Linked DNA regions of Mus musculus: region 2 is linked to region 1. The links are chromatin loops, found by intact Hi-C in ENCODE. Cell type or tissue: left cerebral cortex. All regions are shown on one strand. Region 1 has its middle 22 kb from the start of Gm46788. Region 2 has its middle 46 kb from the start of Gm52536.

The links. Peaks named below come from ENCODE experiments on the same cell type or tissue, not always from the same donor. Only the 100,000 strongest peaks of a DNase experiment are listed, where the experiment ranks them.
Region 2: a loop joins it to region 1, with 2.3 times the contacts of the local background. A loop is called at or near these places in 2 of 42 quality-filtered maps.

What each region holds. Positions count from the first base shown.
Region 1 is chr2:169,318,827-169,321,326 of GRCm38, reverse strand. No RefSeq gene overlaps it. Among named protein-coding and RNA genes, the nearest start is that of Gm46788, 22 kb to the right of the region's middle. In left cerebral cortex, a CTCF peak has its summit at 1,535; DNase peaks (open chromatin) are centred at 1,000 and 1,616; H3K27ac peaks cover 273 bases.
Region 2 is chr2:169,124,215-169,126,714 of GRCm38, reverse strand. No RefSeq gene overlaps it. Among named protein-coding and RNA genes, the nearest start is that of Gm52536, 46 kb to the right of the region's middle. In left cerebral cortex, no CTCF peak of the experiment used is centred here; DNase peaks (open chromatin) are centred at 125 and 1,042.

The DNA of each region.
Region 1 (2,500 bases):
CTGTACCAAAGTTAAATCAAGATCAAGTAAACTATCTAAACAGCCCCATAACCCCTAAGGAAATAGAAGCAGTTATTAAAAACCTCCCAACCAAAAAATAAACCCCCAGAGCCACATGGTTTTAGTGCAGAATTCTACCAGACCTTAAAGAGCAAATACCAATACTCCTCAAACTATTCCATAGAACAAAAACAGAAGAAACACTACCTAATTCATTCTATGAAGCCACAGTTATGTTGATACCTAAACCACGCAAAGACCCAACAAAGTAAGAGAACTTCAAACCAGTTTTGCTTATGAATATCGATGCAAAAATACTCAATAAAATTATCACAAACATAATCCAAGGACACATCAAAAATATCATTTACCTCGATCAAGTAAGCTTCATCCCAGGGTCTCAGGGACGGTTCAATATATGAAAAAAATCCATGAACGTAATCTTTTATATAAACTAACTCTAAAAAAAAATCATGTGATCATCTCATTGGATGCTGAAAAAGCCTTTGACAAAACCTAACACCCCTTCATATTAAAAGTTTTGGAGAAATATAATGAAAGCAAGATACGACAAACCAACATCAAATTAAATGCAGAGAAACTTGAAGCAATCCCACTAATATCGGGGACAAGATAAGGCAGCCTACTCTCTCCCTATCTATTCAATATAGTACTTGAAGTTCTAGCCAGAGCAATGAGACAACAAAAGGAGATCAAAGGGATACAAATCAGAAAGAAAAGAGGTCAAGCTATCACTATTTGCAGATGATATGATAATCTACATAAGCATCCCCCAAAATTCTTCAAGAAACTTTTAAAAGTGCCTTGAGGCCACATCACACATCCACAGCAGACCTGGGACACATAAGCCAGGATCGTCTGACTTCCCTCTCTGAGTACATTCTATGGAATATAGGTATAACTAGAGGCCACTTGTTAATAACACTGTCCAGCAAAGCTTCTGTTGTTCAGAGCAGGGAGAGCTGGCTCGGAGTGTACAAGTAAGTACTCATAGCTTCTGTGGGCGATCTGAATTTGGTTCCCAGAACTCATGTCAGAAAGCTTACAGCTGTCTATAACTCCAGCTCCAGGGGATCTGATGCCCCTGGCTTCCTCGGACACCCACATACATGCGAGTACTTACAAACAGACCACACACACACACACAGAAAGAGAGAGAGAGAGAGAGAGAGAGAGAGAGAGAGAGAGAGAGAGAGAGAGAGAGAGACTCTAAAAACAGTTTTAAAAATCTTTTTTTTTAAAAAAAGGACTCTATCCTTTTAAATTTTATTTCATATACAGAGAAAATAACATAATTTTATACTAATATTAACATTCCATTTGTGTATGTACATGCACATGCAAGCCCTACAACATGATGCGGGGAGGGCTAATCTGCAAGAAGATGACATTAAAGTCAAGTGCAGTTGAACTGATGAAAAGACTTGGAGGGGAACGCACCCCGACTGGGAAAAGCGAGGGAAAGGAGTCCACACGCCACAACACTGGGACAAACATGGCTGCACACCCTCACAGCTTCCTCTGGGAGGATGTGTGAAAGCTTCCTGCATGATCCCATCTGCCTCACACCCAGAGTCTAGTGTCAGACTACATTTGTTCCATTCTGACATCCAGCCGGAGCTAGCTGTGGGGGCTGAAGAAGTTCCCTCCACATTTGTGAGCCTCCATTTTTCTCACTAAAATAGGCCTAAGGATAACACTTCCCTTGAAGTACTGCAAAGAAATGCAAAGAAAAGACTTGCCTTGGTGCACAGCCCATAATAGGTATTGCAAGATCTTCTGCTTTCACATGGGTTGGGAATGCACCAGGAAGGTGACTGCAGTCATCTCTGGCCTCCAACACTACCTAGGGGCCCTTCCCATCTGGCCATCCCTTATAGCCCAGAATGCTGGCTAGCCTTCCAAGTGGGTTCCTGGAGGGACCCATGTGGACCACACAGCCACTCTCTGACAGCAGGCAGAATCGGGTGTCCATTCTTCATCTGTGGCATCTCCAGGATTGGATCTTACAGTCAAGGACACTAACCAATCCACCTGTGATACATGAGATTCGAAGAGAACTTTTAGGTACCCTGGACAGAAAGTGGGTGCTTAAGAACTGAGATGGGAGGTGTGCTGGGCAGTGGAGACACAGCTGGGTGGCCAGGACAGGGGTTTCTCCACAGGTGCATGAGATTAACCCCCTTTCAGATAATTATCTCAAGCTCTCGCCAGGATTAATTGGAAGGGTACCATTATCCTCATCTTGTAGATTGGATGTTCAAGCTTAGCTCATCTCCTCCATCACTCCAGCTTGTTAGAGAGGGGGTGGGGTCAGTGTGTATGTGTGTGCATTGTGCATGTGCATGTGTGTATGTGCATGAGTGCATGTGCATGCATGTGTGTGCGCATGTATGTGTGCATGTGCATGTATGTGTGCATGTGCATGTGTGTGCATGTGCATGTGTGTGCATGTGGAAGCCAGAAGTCAACCTCTGCT
Region 2 (2,500 bases), 190 kb after region 1:
TGTCTTCAGTCGATGGATCTTCCCCCAAATTAGCTCATCTGGCTTGTCTATCCAGTCCAGACCTCAGTGTGACTAGGTGCTTTGAGTTCCTCTCACTTTAACTTCCCCCAAAATGATGGCCTGTTGCCTGGAATCATGAGCTAAAATACACCTCTTCCTCCCACACCTGGCCATGTGCAAGAGAAGAGCTTGTTGGTGAGACAAGGGGAGGGCACTACCAGATCTACCCAAGGCCTGATGATTCTCCAGTGTCTCAACTCTCCAACGTTTTAGGGTTCCAGGTTGTGGGTTCCACACATGCCTAGAGGCCGCTGAGTCTACAGAGTGGGTCTGGTATGTCTGCCTGCTGGATGACACATGCAGGTTCCCCTTCTACACACAGCTGTGAAGACTTTACACAGTGGTTCTCAACCTATGGGTGGGAGACCCAACCTATGGATAGGAGCCCCTTTCGGAGGTGAATGGCACTTTCGTAGAGATCACATATCAGATATCCTACATATCAGATGTTTACAATTCATGACAGTAGCAAAATTACAGATATGAAGTAGGAACAAACTGATTTTATGGGTGTTTTTTTGGGGGGGGGGTGAGTCACCATAACATGAGGAGGAACTGTATTCAAGGGTTGCAGCATTAGGAAGGTTGAGAACCACTGATGGACACATTCAGCTGCTAGGGCCCCCTTCAGTGTCTCTGCTTGAAGAGACCATCACAAGAACTTGTCTCTTGAGTGTTCCCTTACACAACATAAAAATTTGTAAGGATTACCAGCGGTCTGTTCAACTAAAAGTAAATTAGCCTAGGGATTTCCACAGCCCCTGGCAATAACCCTAGGACCACCCATCCATGCCCCAGGCGCCAAGGTGTGGCACTCAGAGAAACAACAACCTGGAAAATGACATCTAGAAACTCTGAATTCAAAGGCTTCAAAGACTTCTGAAGGCCGCCCATTTGCGTCCGTGCTCAGGTATCAGGAAAGGGAGGGGATCACGGGAGGCCAGGATGTTGGAGATATTTTGAGAAGCCGTGGGCAGATGAGACATACATTATTCACCAGCACACAGACTTAAGCAGGCAGCCACCCACAGGCACTCGAACACATGCCCAGCACACACAGGCTGCACACGGGCTGCACACAGGCAGGCGTAGATACACATACAGACCAGCATTCAGGCTTACACACAAGCAGGCTGGCAAAGGTGAAGGCCTCTGACCTCGAGGTCATATTCACACAGAACCCACAGGAAGGGGACACTCTCCTGAGCCAGCTATACAACGGGACACACCCTTGTTTACTTCTGGGTTTCCAGGACACCTGATGTGAGGAATTTGATGCTGGTTCGAAGCTCCCCAGATATCCATTGTCAACCATGCTTTAACGGGCTCACACTTGATATCACGTCAGAACTATGTTGTGTAAACATAAACAGGCCCTTACTCTCTCTGTTCCCACACATCCTCACTCTTCTTGTGTTTGAAACCACGCTGGTGTACTTACAATCACTATGTCCTCTCCCTGACTCCCACACGTTCCCCAATTTTCTGAGTGCCTGCCCAGGGCCCTGGCCTCTTTCTTGGTTAATCTAGTTCACAAAAACCTCTCAACGCCTGATTGATTTCTTTTTTCTTGCTGAAATAGAATACTCTAAAAAGAGAGGCACAGGGAAGAAAGGTGCACTTGGGCTTATGGTTACAAACGGGACAGTCTATCACAGCAGAGAAAACACGGCAGCAGGAGAATGAAGCTGGCCTCACAGTCGGGAAGAGAAAGAAAGAAAGGACAGGAAGTGCAGTGAGGTTATGCAACTTCAAAACCCACCCCCAAAGCATACTTCCTCCAGCAAGGTGTCACACTATAAAGGCTCCAAAAGTCTCAAACAGGTCCATGAACTGAGGACCAAGCATTCAAATACATGAGTCTCTGGGAGACATTTCTGATAGATAGATAGATAGATAGATAGATAGATAGATAGATAGATAGATAGATAGATAGATAGGAATAAATATAGATAATTTAAAACAAATTTTAAATTGAAATACACTTTGATCATAATTTCCCTCCATAATTCCTCTCCCCTTCCCTAACCACCCAACTTAAAGTTCTTTCTCTAAAAACAAAAAGCCAATACAACATAAATTCCCCCCAAACCAAGAAAACAACATAAAACCATATGCCAAAAGAAAAAAATGTAATGAAATAAACACACACACACACACATCTGTGGAATCCATTCTATGTTGGTCAGCACTTCTGATTTTAAGGCCTGTTCTGGAGTGGTTGACCTACCCAGTGTCACCCTATTGGAGAAAACTGATTTTCCCCTCTCCAGCAGGTGTACGTGACAGCTCAGTTGTTAACCTTTACCCTAGTGGCTGGGTTTTCATTTAAAATATAACAAAATAAAATGTAGTAAGATAAAACAGGAACTAGCCACTGAAATTGGAGAAGACAAACAAACAGAAGGAAAAGGGCCCAAGAGAAAGCACGAGAACTAGG